2 separate regions of the Homo sapiens genome follow, and region 2 is linked to region 1. A link is a loop called in an ENCODE intact Hi-C map of the cell type or tissue named here. Cell type or tissue: OCI-LY7. All regions are shown on one strand. Links, peaks and the distances in the headings refer to the core of each region. The heading gives the core; the rest is flanking DNA.

Evidence for each region. Peaks named below come from ENCODE experiments on the same cell type or tissue, not always from the same donor. Only the 100,000 strongest peaks of a DNase experiment are listed, where the experiment ranks them.
Region 2: a loop joins it to region 1, with 3 times the contacts of the local background. A loop is called at or near these places in 6 of 110 quality-filtered maps.

Annotation. Positions count from the first base shown.
Region 1 is chr9:6,051,090-6,059,355 of GRCh38, forward strand. No RefSeq gene overlaps it. Among named protein-coding and RNA genes, the nearest start is that of RANBP6, 40 kb to the left of the region's middle. In OCI-LY7, for the core only: CTCF peaks have their summits at 3,601 (motif pointing left), 4,343 (motif pointing right) and 4,542; DNase peaks (open chromatin) are centred at 3,622 and 4,322; H3K27ac peaks cover 312 bases.
Region 2 is chr9:6,682,904-6,691,169 of GRCh38, forward strand. No RefSeq gene overlaps it. Among named protein-coding and RNA genes, the nearest start is that of LINC02851, 17 kb to the right of the region's middle. RefSeq lists an enhancer at 564-823. In OCI-LY7, for the core only: CTCF peaks have their summits at 3,725 (motif pointing left) and 3,933; a DNase peak (open chromatin) is centred at 3,698; H3K27ac peaks cover 461 bases.

The sequences.
Region 1 (8,266 bases), core at 1,018-6,017:
AACCTAAATGTCCATCAATAATAGACTGGATAAAGAAAATGTGATATATATATGTATATATATACCATGGAATACTAGGCAGCCATAAAAAAGAATGAGATCATATCCTTTGCAGGATCATGGATGGAGCTGGAGGCCATTATCCTTAGCAAACTAATACAGGAACAGAAAACCAAATATCGCATATTCTCACTTATAAGTGGGAGCTAAATATTGAGAACACATGCACACATAGAGGGAAACAACATATGCTGGGGCCTACTGGAGGGTGGAGTGTGGGAGAAGGGAGAGGATCAGAAAAAATAACTAGTGGGTACTAGGCTTAATACCTGGGTGACAAAATAATCTGTACAACAAACCCCCATGACATGAGGTTACCTATATGACAAACCTGCACCTGTACCCCTTAACTTAATAAAAAGGAAGAATAATAAGAAGAAAGAGGAAGAAAGAGGAGGAAGAAGAAGAGGAGGAGGAGAGGAAGAAGAAGAGGAGGAGGAAGAGGAAAAGGAGGAGGAGGAAGAGGAGGAGGAGGAGAAAAGAGATGTGTTTTGGCTCATGTTTCTGGAAGCTGGGAAGTCTGAGATTGAAGAGCTGTGTCTGTTGAGGGCCTCATGGTGCTTCTTAACATGGTGGAAAAACAAGAGACCACATGACAAGAAAAGAAGCAAGAGTGAAACAAGAAAGCGGAACTCACCTTTATAATAACCCACTCTTGTGATAATAACGCTCCCTCCCATGAGAACTAACTCACTCTTGTGAGAATGGCATTAATCCCTTCATGAGAGTGGAACCCCTATGACTTAAACACCTCTTATGGACCCTACCACCTTTTAACACCATTACTTTAGGAATCAAATTTCAACATGTGCTTTGGAGGGAACAAACCACATCTAAACCATAGCAAAGCACTAAACAACAACAACAACAACAATGTTAGTTCCTTTTTTTCTAATCATACATCAGTTAAGCACACACATGTATATACATACTTGTCTAAAAAATATGAGGAAAAATTCTTAGGAAGTTCTGTGATTCCATTGTGAGTTTATACTGGTGTCATGTCAGCATTTGGCTCTGAATTTTCAAGAAACTGACCCGGGATCTCTTTGCTTCCTAAAATAGTTGTTTTGGGATCTGGCATGTATCTCCATTCATTATTCTGCAAAGAATCCCTGTAAAGATGGCTCCATTTAGAGCACAGCTCCTCAAACTTTAATGTGCACACAAACCACTCAAACTGATGCTCATCTACCATCTCTGCTTTGTGTTTCCCCTTGGCACTTATCTTCTAACATACTACGTATATAACCTACTCATCCTGTTTATTGTTTGCCTCCTCCACTAGAATGTAGACTTAATGAAGGCTGACATTTTGTCTGTGTCTCTGGTGACTCGCTCAAAGTAAGCACTCAGTGTCAGCACTCCAATACATATTTGTGGAATAAATGAATAAATACATAAATTCATCAAAGTAAGTTGCATTTGAAAGTATAATGAGTATTTGCTAGATATTAAGCATTGTGGGAGGTAGTTTGTGGAATCCCAAGACAAAATAACACTGGAAATACTTGGAGTCTGAAAACATGCTCAGACTAGATGCCTCTGCTATGTGACCTCTCCTGGCTCTCAGTGAATTTAAACAGGCTTGGTGCTATCAGTCATGCTCTTACATCATGAGAGCAGCTTACCTAGAAGCTTTGTACTCTTATACCTGAAATAAGGTCAGCTGAGGAGGGTAAGGTTTTACTAGTACTGTTTTAAATTTTAGGAAAAAAAAGTAAGCTCTCAATTCAGCCTTTCTTATTATAAATAAATCCAATCCCTGCCCCCCGCCCCCCCCCCCCCACAAAAAAAACACTGGGCAAAAACCAAAAACAAAACACTGGGCCCCTCCCTTCAGGAGTTGACAGGTTAGTGGGGAAGACAGACATGTATAAATAAATGTAATAAAGACAGAATTATCAAAACTCTGGTACAGATAGAAGCCGAATACTGTAAGAGCCCAAGGAATCAAGTCTGAATTGTGACTTGGGACAGCAAGGGGGTACTACATGAAGGTGGAAACATTTGAGCGATGGTAGAATTTTTACCGATGGGGATGAGGAAGAAATTTCACGGAAAGGGAACAACTGGAGCAGAGGCCTGGGGACATAAATATATTCTTAATGTTTTATTCAAGGGATAATAATCTCTATTGTAAATGACCTGTGGAGCACTGTGTGGACAATAAGTGAGAAAAGGTTAACTGGGACCTGATAGTATAGAAACATGAAAATCAGTCTTTCATATTAGGGTCTTCTACTGTAGCCACATATGAAAAAAAATACTTGCTCAGGCCCTGCATGAATTATGCATGTGTATTTGAAAAGCTCCCTAGGTGGTCCTGGTGGGAGCTAAGATGATGACTTAAAAGATGATGTGGAAGGCAGTGTGAGAAGTGAGATGACTGGAGGAGGGAGGAACTGGAGGCAAGGGATCTGGGTGGAAGATTTGCAAAACCAGGGGAGAGTTTGTGGAGAAAGAAGACAAATCCAGTTCAAGTTATTGGAGAGATTGGCAGCACTCTTATCTGCTAAATATTGAGGGTAACTCAAGATCCATAGGCTAGAAGCTAGGTTCAGTGATCCTTCCTCTTGCATTTCTGGCTCCATGAATTTCTCCTTTCTTTATTGGGAACATGTAACACAGATTCTAACTGGTCTTGGTATGTAGTATAACATAGTAATTAAGAAGCATGATATAAGGTCAAAGGACTTACCTTGCTCCATGACCTTGGGTAAGTCCTTACAGTTTCTAAGCCTCAATTTTCTCATCTGAAAAAAGGAAAAAATAAATATATTGAGAGGATTGAACATGCAAATACTTGGTTGAGTACCTAGCTGTGATAATCAAAGTTATGTATGCTCTGCTGCAGTAAGCATTAATCCCCAAATGCCTGTGGTTTTAGATGAGATTTATTTTTGAATCATGTTACTTGTCCACTGTGGATCAGCAGGGGGACTCTGCCCATTGTAGTTACTCAGGGACCCAGGCTGACAGAGTAGCTACCATCTTGAATATTGTTAGTACTTATGTCAAGGGGAAAGAGAACTCTGGAGGGTCTGGCACCAACAATTCAATGCTTGGTGCAGAACAGATACATGTCTGTAATCCCAGTATTCCGGAAGGCCTAAGCGGGAGGATTGCTTGAGGCCAGGAGTTCAAGATTAGCCTTGGAAACATAGTGAGACCCTGTCTCTACAAAGTTTAAAAAAGAAGAAGGAGGAGAAGAAGAGGGAGGAGAAGGAGGAGAAAAGAGATACATACCATCCCTGCTGACAACTTATTGGATATTGGCCAGGGCCAATCATATGGTCCTACCCACTACAGGAGGATTAAGAAGTGCAGTCCTACCATGTACTCAGTAGATGGGGGAGCCTGAAATATCTGGTAAGGCTTTATTACTACTATTTACTTATAAACTAAGATCTGCAATGTTAACTATCTTCCTTCCTGCACCTTGAGTCCTCTCCTTCCTGCCTCTTCCTTGAGTTCCCATTCCAGGGGGCCGCCGTCCAATAGCTCCTCTCACCTAACTGGCAACAGAGTCCTCACAGTGCCCTCTAGTGGCACCTAGAGCTACTTCATTAGCCCTTGGAGGGAACTTAATTCTGAGGCATCTGGAGCAAATTTACCCAGCAGGGCTGAATAACATTAATTGTCGAGTTTGCTTTACTTTGTAAGCCTCATAAAAGCATTCAGGATAAGCCCTTATGCCTTGAGACTACCCTTTCAGGAGCACTCTGTGGAATCTATCCTTCCTTTTTGGCAAGAATATCTAAACTTCAATAATTTAAAGGACCTAGATACAAAACCCAACATGTTTTCACTGTGTAGATGCTTTCTATTTTATAAACTCCCCTACTGTCTCCAACAACCTTTCCTTTCTCATAAACCATATAAATACTTATAGAGATAGAGCCAAAACCATTATGTAATTCCTGAAAGCCTATCTGCAAACTCAACTAGAATAATGATCCTTAATTATGAGAACAGAGAGGAGTTGCTTCTGAAGGAACCAAAATGTCATGTTCCCAGTCTTGTATTATGGCTTCCTAACTAGATTCCATGGACACCTGACCACAACAGTATTTTCATATAATTGATTTCCTTTGTAATTCCATGTATTGTATTTTATACATTTAAAAACTTTAATATGAGAAGAGGCCCAAAACTTCACCAGTCCGCTAGAGTCACTTGGCATCTTAAAGTTGTAAGATGGAAGTTGTATTTGCCAGTGTGAGGAAACATTTTAAATCTTGCCACAGGGTGGTGCTATTGCTTTAAGGGTAAGAAAGAGTAAGTCAGCAGGTTGAACAAGAATCTGTTACCTCCAAGAAGATTGAGAAACAGAGTGGTGATGTGGTCACAGAAACTTCGCAATAGTCTTAGTCTTAAGTGGTAGTTCCAAATTCCTAGCAGATAAAATGCAAATCCATTAACTAAGAAATTTTGGTCTAGTATATAAGATGTGGTTGGTAATGGGTTTTCCTATTTTAAAGTAGTATATAATACAAAAATTATATACCCCTCAATGTTCTGAGGAGCTATTAGCCAACCAATTACCTAAACATTCATTCTACACAAGATTAAAGATTTTCTTCAACACACAGGTGGGTGACTGTGGTATTGTTTCTCTCAACCGTGTTGTCAGAGTTTTATTTTTCCTGTTGGCTCCATTCTGGGTTTTTGTACGTAGACATCATACTTCACATATACTGAATTCCAGCAAGGTGTAATCATGATGAGATGCACACGGCAAGTTCAAAAGTAGAAGACACAACTCCTGAATAGGAACTGATAAATCAAATGATGAAAATTGCACAAAGAACCCAAGGAACAAACATAAAACAGAGTTGGTTATACTGGCAAAAGCAACATATACTTACAGATAAGACAACTTACTTCAAAACAATCTGGGGGAGAAGGTATAGTCAAAATAAGATGATTATGTGATAATTGTTAAAGCAGGGAGATAGGTAATTTGGAGTTCCTTATATAATCTTTTTTTATACATTTGAAGTTTTTCATTACAATAATTAACATATCCATAAAATAATATAATGTTAAAGGGTTGAATTTTTGGTGATCAATGAGTATATACCAAGCCCTTATTGGAAGGGAAGGAAGGATGAACACTGATGCAGAAGAGGTTGTAAGTCACAGAAAATGGATAAACTTCAGGAAGGTGTGATACTGAGTTGTGGTACTCAATCCCTATTTAGATTAAATTTTTTTTTTTTTGAGAAAAAGGTTTTGTAACTTTTTTCTTTTTTCTTTTTTAAATTATACTTAAAGTTCTAGGGCACATGTGCACAATGTGCAGGTTGTTACATATGTATACATGTGCCATGTTGGTGTGCTGCACCCATTAACTCGTCATTTACATTAGGTATATATCTCCTAATGCTATCCCTCCCCCCTCCCCCCACCCCACGACAGGTCCCAGTGTGTGATGTTCCCCACCCTGTGAACAAGTGTTCTCACTGTTCAATTCCCACTTATGAGTGGGAACATGTGGTGTTTGGTTTTCTGTCCTTGCAATAGTTTGCTCAGAATGGTGATTTCCAGCTTCATCCATGTCCCTGCAAAGGACACGAACTCATCCTTTTTTATGGCTGCATAGTATTCCATGGTGTATATGTGCCACATTTTCTTAATCCAGTCTATCATTGATGGGCATTTGGGTTGGTTCCAAGTCTTTGCTATTGTGACTAGTGCCACAATAAACATATGTGTGCATGTGTCTTTATAGCAGCATGATTTATAATCCTTTGGGTATATATCCAGTAACGGGATGGCTGGGTCAAATGGTATTTCTAGTTCTAGATCCTTATGGAATCGCCACACTGTCTTCCACAATGGTCGAATTAGTTTACAGTCCCACCAACAGTGTAAAAGTGTTCCTATTTCTCCACATCCTCTCCAGCACCTGTTGTTTCCTGACTTTTTAATGATCGCCATTCTAACTGAGATGGTATCTCATTGTGGTTTTGATTTGCATTTTTCTGATGGCCAGTGATGATGAGCATTTTTTCTTTTTTTCTTTATACCAATGAAAAGAAAAGTCTTATTTTTTTAGGTAAATTAGGTACAATAAAGGATCAGTATTACAAGCTTCTACAATGCTTGAAACACATCAAAATGTCCTTTATACATTTACATCTTTGTCTTTTTCCTCATTTTCCTAATTAAGCCATTAATTTTCTCAGTATTGCACGCAAACAGGATAAATAAATCAGTATCCAATTTTTTTCCTAAATTGCTGGTTTTCCTTTAGCATTATTTTCTATTCATTTTCCCTGTATTTGTCTTACCCTTCAGGAATATTACTTATTTAAAAGAACATTGAAGGCTAGTTTATGATGCTTACCATAATGTGTAACAATATTTATTTATTTATTATTTATTTATTTTTTATTTATTTTATTTTATTTTATTATTATTATACTTTAAGTTTTAGGGTACATGTGCACAATGTGCAGGTTAGTTACATATGTATACATGTGCCATGCTGGTGTGCTGCACCCATTAACTCATCATTTAGCATTAGGTATATCTCCTAATGCTATCCCTCCCCCCTCCCCCCACCCCGCAACAGTCCCCAGAGTGTGATGTTCCCCTTCCTGTGTCCATGTGTTCTCATTGTTCAATTCCCACCTATGAGTGAGAATATGCGGTGTTTGGTTTTTTGTTCTTGCGATAGTTTACTGAGAATGATGATTTCCAGTTTCATCCATGTCCCTACAAAGGACATGAACTCATCGTTTTTTATGGCTGCATAGTATTCCATGGTGTATATGTGCCACATTTTCTTAATCCAGTCTATCATTGTTGCACATTTGGGTTGGTTCCAAGTCTTTGCTATTGTGAATAGTGCCGCAATAAACATAAGTGTGCATGTGTCTTTATAGCAGCATGATTTATAGTCCTTTGGGTATATACCCAGAAATGGGATGACTGGGTCAAATGGTATTTCTAGTTCTAGATCCCTGAGGAATTGCCACACTGACTTCCACAATGGTTGAACTAGTTTACAGTCCCACCAACAGTATAAAAGTGTTCCTATTTCTCCACATCCTCTCCAGCACCTGTTGTTTCCTGACTTTTTAATGATTGCCATTCTAACAGGTGTGAGATGGTATCTCATTGTGGTTTTGATTTGCATTTCTCTGATGGCCAGTGATGGTGAGCATTTTTTCATGTGTTTTTTGGCTGCATAAATGTCTTCTTTTGAGAAGTGTCTGTTCATGTCCTTTACCCATTTTTTGATGGGGTTGTTTGTTTTTCATGTGTCTCTTGGCTGCATAAAAGTCTTCTTTTGAGAAGTGTCTGTTCATATCCTTTGCCCACTTTTTGATGGGGTTGTTTGATTTTTTCTTGTAAATTTGTTTAAGTTCTTTGTAGATTCTGGATATTAGCCGTTTGTCAGATGAGTAGATTGCAAAAACTTTCTCCCATTCTGTAGGTTGCCTGTTCACTCTGATGGTAGTTTCTTTTGTTGTGCAGAAGCTCTTCAGTTGAATTAGATCCCATTTGTCAATTTTGGCTTTTGTTGCCATTGCTTTTGGTGTTTTAGTCATGAAGTCCTCGCCCATGCCTATGTCCTGAATGGTATTGCCTAGGTTTTCTTCTAGGGTTTTTATGGTTTTAGGTCTAACATTTAAGTCTTTAATCCATCTTGAATTAATTTTTGTATAAGATGTAAGGAAGGGGTCCCATTTCAGTTTTCTACATATGGCTATCCAGTTTTCCCAGCACCATTTGTTAAATAGGGAATCATATCCCCATTTCTTGTTTTTGTCAGGTTTGTCAAAGATCAGATGGTTGTAGATGTGTGGTATTATTTCTGAGGGCTCTGTTCTGTTCCATTGGTCTATATGTCTGTTTTGGTACCAGTACCATGCTGTTTTGGTTACTGTAGCCTTGTAGTATAGTTTGAAGTCAGGTAGCGTGATGCCTCCAGCTTTGTTCTTTTGGCTTAGGATTGTCTTCGAAATGCAGGCTGTTTTTTGGTTCCATATGAAATTGAAAGTAGTTTTTTCCAATTTTGTGAAGAAAGTCATTGGTAGTTTGATGGGGATGGCATTGAATCTATAAATTACTTTTGGCAGTATGGCCATTTTCAGGATATTGATTCTTCCTATCCATGAACATGGAATGTTCTTCCATTTGTTTGTGTCCTCTTTTATTTCGTTGAGCAGTGTTTTCTAGTTCTTGAAGA
Region 2 (8,266 bases), core at 1,797-6,796, 630 kb after region 1:
TTTTTTTTTTTTTTTTGAGACGGAGTCTCGCTCTGTTGCCCAGGCTGGAGTGCAGTGGCGCGATCTCGGCTCACTGCAAGCTCCGCCTCCCGGGTTCAAGTGATTCTCCTGCCTCAGCCTCCCAAGTAGCTAGGACTACAGGCGCCCGCCACCAAGCCCGGCTAATTTTTTGTATTTTTAGTAGAGACGGGGTTTCACCGTGTTAGCCAGGATGGTCTCGATCTCCTGACCTCGTGATCCACCTGCCTCGGCCTCCCAAATTGTTGGGATTACAGGCGTGAGCCACTGCACCCAGCCTACCAGCCTAGACCTAGTTTTAGTTCCTTTTTTTGCTTCACTCCATTGTAGCTTAGGAAGCTAGTTTCAATTCCGGATTCTACCGTCTATCTGTATGACTGGGCCTTTGGTCAGTCTTTCTAAAATGAAGATTGCTCATTTTACAAATGAGTAAAAACTACCTGACATGTAGTGCAGGCTTTGTAAAGCACTCATCATGCTGCTTGTCATACTGTAAGCACTGATATGGCATAGGAAACCCAACCCCCAAACATAGCACCTTGGAAGTTGAGAAAACAGCATATACTGGAAGGCCACTGTCACATCTCCCTCACCCGTCTCTGAAGCAGGCCATAAAGCCTAGGAAGGTCATCCTCTTATCTCTCTTGAAAACCCTCATGTGGCAGGTGTCCTGCCCTATATCAGGGTGGAAGGAATGTCACACAGGGACACCAAGAATAATCTGAACAAACAGGTCTTGCTAATCTCATGCCCCCAATTTATTACCGTGAGATCATACCCGCTTTGTTCAATCATACTTCTGCACAACTATCCACTTTCTCAAACCTATGCATAAAAGTACACAGACTTTTCTTTGGGTCATTTCCTTAGGAAGACTCCCCATCATGTAAAACTTATATTACACAAATTTGTATGCTTTTCTCTTGTTAATCTGTATTTTGTTATAGGAGTCTCAGCCATGAACCTTACCATGGTTAAGGAAAACTTGCTTTTTCTTCTCTACACACTCAAATAAATTAGTTTGCCTCCTTTTCCATGCTTACCCAATATAAAATAGTAAAATGCCTCTTTTTTTTTTTTTTTTTTTTTTTTTCTGAGAGGGAGTCTCGCTCTGTTGCCCAGGCTGGAGTGCAGTGGCGCGATCTCGGCTCACTGCAACCTCCGCCTCCCAGGTTCAAGCAATTCTCCAGCCTCAGCCTCCTGAGTAGCTCGGATTATAGGTGCCTGCCACCACGCGTGGCTAATTTTTGTATTTTTAGTAGAGAAAGGGTTTCGCCATAATGGTCAGGCTGGTCTCGAATTCCTGACCTGAGGTGATCCACCCATCTTGACCTCCCAAAGTGCTGGGATTGCAAGCGTGAGCCACTGCGCCCGGCCTAAAATGCCTCTTAGTAAGACTTAATTTCTGTCCAGGCATGGTGGTTCATGCCTGTAACCCCAACACTTTGGGAGGCCGAGGCGGGTGGATCACCTGAGGTCAGGAGTTCGAGACCAGCCTGGCCAACATGGTGAAACCCCATCTCTAATAAAAATACAAAAAGCATTAGCCGGGCATGGTGGCGGTGCCTGTAATCCCAGCTACTCGGGTGGCTGAGGCATGAGAATCACTTGAATCCGGGAGGTGGAGGTTGCAGTGAGCTGAGATGGCGCCACTGCACTCAAGCCTGGGTGACACAGCAAAAATCTGCCTCAAAAAAACAAAATAAAAAATGAGAAAAAATACTTAATTTGTGCTGTGCCACCAAAAAATGTGCATGCTAGAAACTGTACTTTACACTATGACATTTTATGTAACTGTCTTATTTCCCCCATGAGACTGCAGTGGTCTCAAGGGTAGAGGATTGACCTTGTCCATATGTGTTTTCTAGGCTTCCATCATTTGCCACAGACTGAGACATGTACTAAGTTGTACGCCGTAAATACTTCATAAATAGTTACTGAAGGCATAAATAGGCAGAGAGTAGAGTTTGTTTGTTTGTTTGTTTGCTTACAAAAAAAGGGAAAAGAAAGCAAATGCTGAAAAAACTTGCTGTTAAACCATGCACGCACGACATGAGGTCTTTGTAATTGGTTCAGGAAGATTTCCTTCTCCCCATGCTCCACCCTCTTCATTACAAAGATGAAATTATTTTTATGTTTAATATTTATTTATTTATTGAGACGGAGTTTTGCTCTTGTTGCCCAGTCTGGAGTGCAATGGCATGATCTCAGTTCACTGCAACCTCCATCTCCTGGGTTCAAGCGATTCTCCTGCCTTAGCCTCCCAAGTAGCTAGGATTATAGGCATGCGCCACCATGCTCAGATAATTTTGTATTTTTAGTAGAGATGGGGTTTAGCCATGTTGGTCAGGCTGGTCTCGAACTCCTGACCTCAGGTGATCCGCCCGCCTTTGCCTTCCCAAAGTGTTGGGGTTATAGGTGTGAGCCACTGCATCTAGCCTTTTTTTTTTCTTTTTTTCTTTTGAGACAGAGTCTCACTCTGTTGCCCAGGCTGGAGTGCAGTGTCATGTGATCTTCGCTCACTGCAACCTCCTCCTCCCAGGTTCAAGTAGTTCTTCTGTCTCAGCCTCCTGAGTAGCTGGGACTACAGGCACCCGCCACCACACTCAGCTAATTTTTTGTATTTTTAGTAAAGACAGGGTTTCACCATATCGGTCAGGCTGGTCTTGAACTCCTGACCTCAGGTGATCCACCCGCCTCAGCCTCCCAAAGTGCTGGGATTATAGGCTTGAGCCACCACGCCCAGCCATGGCCTATTATTATTATTATTATTATTATTATTACTATTATTATTATTATTATTATTATTTTGTGACAGAGTCTTGCTCTGTTGCCAGGCTGGAGTGCAGTGGTGCTATCTTGGCTCACTGCAACCTCCACCTCCCAGGTACAAGCGATTCTGCTGCCTCAGCCTTCTGAGTAGCTGGGATTATAGGCGCGCGCCACGACACCCAGCTAATTTTTGTATTTTTAGTAGAGACGAGGTTTCACCATGTTGGCCAGGATGGTCTCAATCTCTTGACCTCATGATCCGCCTGCCTTGGCATCCCAAAGTGCTGAGATTACAGCCATATATTTATTATTATTATTATTATTATTATTATTTTGAGACAGGTTCTTGCTCTGTCACCCAGCCTGGAGTGCAGTGGCATGATCTTGGCTCACTGCAACCTCTGCCTCCTGGGATCAAGCAATTCTCTTGCTTTAGCCTCCCGAGTAGCTGGGATTACAGGCACACAACACCACACCTGCCTAATTCTTCTACGTTTTGTAGAGATGGAGTCTCGCCATGTTGCCCAGCCTGGTCTTGAATTCCTGGCTTCAAGTGATCCTCTAGCCTCAGCCTCCCAAATTGCTGGGATTACAAGGATGAGCCAATGCACCCAGCCTGTGTTTATTCTTTTAAATGATAGTAAAGTACAATAGAGGGAGAGAATTGCAGGTTATATTTTTTGTTTGTTTCTCTGTTTTTTATTTAATGTCTCCCCAGAAACCTCCATAGGTGCTTCACTTTCTAGTTTAGTTCCTGCTAATTTTAATAGCTCAAATGTTACCCTATCAGGGGTGTCAGTGGGAGAGCCCTGCGGAAGTGGAGTTCCCTGAGGAGGAAAGTTTCTACATTCAGAAAAGACTTGGCTTGGGTTTTGTCGGGAGGTAAAAATGGGTCAGTGACTCAGAAAAGCTTGCCTAAAAGCTGACATCTAGTGTTCATTTCTGAAAATATGTCCTGACATACTAACCCTGAGATTTTCTATCCCAAGAACTGTTTTTATTGATTTTATTGTTACGCACCAGATTTCAAGACCATTTGACTACCCAAAGAAACACAACTTAGAAAATAATTATGGTTTTCACTTTGTTTTAATCACAATACATATAATACTGCCAAAACAGGACTTTGGATCAACAGACATAATAGCAATTATTATTATTTTATTTTACTTATTATTATTATTTTTGAGACGGAGTGTCACTCTATTGCCCAAGCTGGAGTGCAGTGGCAGGATCTTGGCTGACTGCAACCTCCGCCTCTCGGGTTCAAGCGATTCTCCTGCCTCAGCCTCCCAGGTAGCTGGGATTACAGGCATGCGCCACCAGGCCTGGCTAAGTTTGTATTTTTAGTAGAGATGGGGTTTCACCATGTTGGCCAGGCTGGTCTCGAACTCCTGACCTCAGGTGATTCACCTGCCTCGGCCTCCCAAAGTGCTGGGATTACAGGCGTGAGCCACTGCACCTGGCCAGCAATTATTTTATTTATTTGAGATAGAATCTCACTTTGTTGCCCAGGTCTGACTTTGCAGTGGCACAAGCATGGCTCACCACAGTCTAGATCTCCTGGGCTCAAGCAGTCCTCCCGCCTCAGCCTCCCTAGTAGCTGATACCATAGGCCTGCACCATCGTGGCCAGCTTTTAAAATTTATTTTTGTAGAGACAGGGTCTCACTGTGCTGCCCAGGCTGGTCTCAAATTCCCAAACTCAAAGGATCGTCCTGCCTCAGCCACCTAAAGTGCTGGGATTACAAGCATGTGCCACCTTGCCTGACTCCAGTTGATTTTTCATTTTTATTTTTATTTTATGTTTTGGGAAGGGTCTTGCTTTGTTGCCCAGGGTGGAGTGCACTTGTGCAATCTCAGCTCCCCGCAGCCTTGACCTCCTGGGCCCGGGCAATCCTCCCACCTCAACCTCCCAAATAGCTGGGACTACAGGTACATGCCACCATGCTGGCTAATTTTTAATTTTCTGTAAAAACAGGAGTCTCACAGCCCAGCATGGTGGCTCACGCCTGTAATCCTAGTACTTTGGGAGGCTAGGGCAGGAGGACCACTTGAGACCAGCCTGGGCAACAGAGTGGGACCCCTCTCTCTTTTTAAAATTATTTTTTATCTTTTTTTTTTTTTTTTTTTTAAACAGGGTCTTGTTCTGTCACCCAGGCTGGAGTGCAGTGGTGTGATCTCAGCTCAGTGCAGCCTCAACTGCCAGGGCTCAAGTGATCCTCCCAACTCAGCCTCCCGCATAGCTGGGACTACAGGTGTGTGCCGCCATGCCTGGCTAATTTTTAATTTTTTTTGTAGGGATGGAGTTTCACCATGTTGCCCAGTCTGGTCTGGAACTCCTGGGCTCAAGCTATCCACCCATCTCAGTCTCCTAAAGTGCTGGGACTACAGGCGTGAGCAACTGCACCTGGCTGATCCATCATTTTTAATAGTGAGATATTTGAAATTTACTCTTCTAGTTATTTTGAAAGAGAAACTATGGCTGGGCATGATGGCTTATGCCTACAATCCCGCGCTTTGGGAGGCCAAGGCGGGTGGATCATCTGAGGTCAGGAGTTCTAGACCAGCCTGGCCAACATAGTGAAACCCCTTCTCTACTAAAAATACAAAAATTAGCCGGGCGTGGTGGCGGGCGCCTGTAATCCCAGCTACTTGGGGGGGCCGAGGCAGGAGAATCGCTTGAAGCTGGGAGGCGGGAGGTTGCAGTGAGCCGAGATCACGCCACTGCACTCCAGCCTGGGTGACAGAGTGAGACTCCATCTCAGAAAAAAAAAAAAAAGAGAAACTACATCGTTATTATTATTTTGTTGTTGTTGTTGGTTTTGGCCAAACTTTTTATTTAGTATGCTGTAGTTGTTTAACACACACTTAAATGGTCTTATTGGGGGAGGGGAAAGGAGAGGTTCCTGCAGATTCCCAAACAAATGTCAGAAAGGCAAAATAGCCAGCATTCTCCATTTGCTTTTTTGGGTTTACTGGGTGAATAGCACTTCCCTTACATAGGCATCTGATTTCAGGTTTTTCATACTGAGAACATTGAGATTTCAGCTGGAAGACACCCTGAAATCTTCTGAGTAGCATACCTCAACCACCCTCTAATAACTGACTTGTTTGTATAGGCAGAACGATTCATCTCTCCATTTTAGATGGCTAGATAAAACTACATCATTATTGATTATAGTCACTCTATTGTGCAGTAAATCTCAAAGCCTTCTATCTGAAATTTTGCACCCTTTGATTAACAATTCCCCATTCTCCTCGTCTCCACTCTCCCCAGCCTCTGGTAGCCATCATTCTACTATCTGCTGCTATGAATTTGACATGTTTGGATTCCACATATAAGTGAGATCATGTAGTATTTGTCTTTCTATACCTGGCTTATTTCACTTAGCATAATGTTTTCCAGATTCATCCATCTTGTCACAAATGATGGTATTTACCTACATTTTTGTTTTTGGAGACAGGGTCTCACTTTGTTGTCCAGGTTGGAGTGCAGTGGTACAAACACAGCTCACTGCAACCTCAACCTTGACCAGGCTCAAGTGATCCTCTCACCTCAGCCCCCCAAGTAGCTGGGACTACAGGCGTGAACCACCACACCCTGCTAATTTTTTTTTGTTTTTGATACGGAGCCTCACTCTGTCACCAGGATGGAGTACAGTGGTGCCATCTTGTCTCACTGCAACCTCTGCCTCCCAGGTTCAAGCAATTCTCCTGCCTCAGCCTCCTGAGTAGCTGGGATTACAGGTGCACACCACCACGGTCAGCTAATTTTTGTATTTTTAGTAGAGACAGGGTTTAACCATGTTGGCCAGGATGGTCTCAATCTCTTGCCCTCGTGATCCTCCCGCCTCAGCCTCCCAAAGTGCTGGGATTACAGGCATGAACCACCGTGCCCGGCCTGGACTTTTTTCTTTTTTTTGAGACAGGGTCTCACTATGTTGCTCAGGCTGGAGTGCAGTGGCGCAGTCTCAGCTCACCGCAACCTCTGCCTCCCAGGTTCAAGCGATTCTCCTGTTTCAGTCTCCCAAGAAGCTTGGGATTACAGGTGCCTGCCACCATGCCCAGTTAATTTTTGTATTTTTAGTAGAGACAGGGTTTCACCACATTGGCCAGGCTGGTCTTGAACTCCTGACCTCAGGTGATCTGCCTGCCTCAGCCTTCCAAAGTGCTGGGATTACATGCTTGAGCCAACGCGCCTAGCCAAAAAGGACTTCTATAGGAAGGACAAATAGGTTTCTCTAAAAAAGACAAATGTGTTTTTAGAAGAACAAATGGGAGACATGCAAACATTATCACAAACCAAACTTTCTTATATAGGTGTGAGTGGTCTTTTTCAGGTTCATAAAACTGCCAGAGAGGGGATTTATGGTAGGTTTATTCTGGGTCTCTCCCCTGGGAGTAGAAGCCACCCCAAACAGGAAATTTATGTCCGTCCTCATTTCTCAGAAGTTTCTACTTTTAATCAAATAAGGGAAGTCCCAAGGAAGCTTCTTTCTGCATCTGTTCCATCTCAAATGTCTTCAGCTTAAAATAATCTTTATACTAACTCCAGTGTTCTGAGTGGGACCCCACAATTGTATATTTAATCACCTTGTGAAACTTGACAAGTATTTAACCCAACATTTTCTGATTTGGAATATTTTAGAGAATGTGATTCATTAATAAATCATTTATCAAAAAAAGAGATCATTGGTTTGACAGTGCTGGGCTTACAGGCATGGGCCACCATGCCCGGCCAGCAGTATGTATTTTAGTTGACTGGCAAACAGACAATTGTTCCCTTTTTTCCTTTTTTAAATTTCAAGCCTTGTCACTGTGTCATAAGACAATTGTTCATGATGTCATAAATGTAATTTTTACTTCAATAAACTATAATACACTTGTAACATTCCAGGCTCTTTTTATTGTGTGTGTGTGTGTGTGTTCTTTTTTAAATTTTTAATTATTGGCTGGGCACAGTGTCTCATGCCTGTAATCCTAGCACTTTGGGACGCCAAAGCAGGTGAATCACTTGAGGTCAGGAGTTCAAGACCAGCCTGGGCAACATGGTGAAACCGCGTCTCTACTAAAAATACAAAAATTAGCTGGGTGTGGTGACACACATTTGTAATTGCAGCTACTCAGGAGGCTGAGGAATGAGAATCACTTGAACCCGGGAGATGGAGGTTTCAGTGAGCCGAAATCGCACCAGTGCACACCGGTCTAGGTGACAGAATGAGAATCTGTCTCAAAATAAAAAAAAATGGTTTTCAGGCCTTTCTTTTTTTTGTTAGAGACAGGATTTCACTCTGTCTCCCAGACTGGAGTGCAGTGACACAATCATAGTTCACTGCAGCCTTGAGCTGTTGGGCTCAGGGAATCCTGCCTCAGCCTCTTGAGTGGCTGGGACTACAAGCATGCCACGATGCCTAGCTATTTTTATTTATTTTTTATTTTTATTTATTTATTTTTGAAACAGAGTCTTGCTTTGT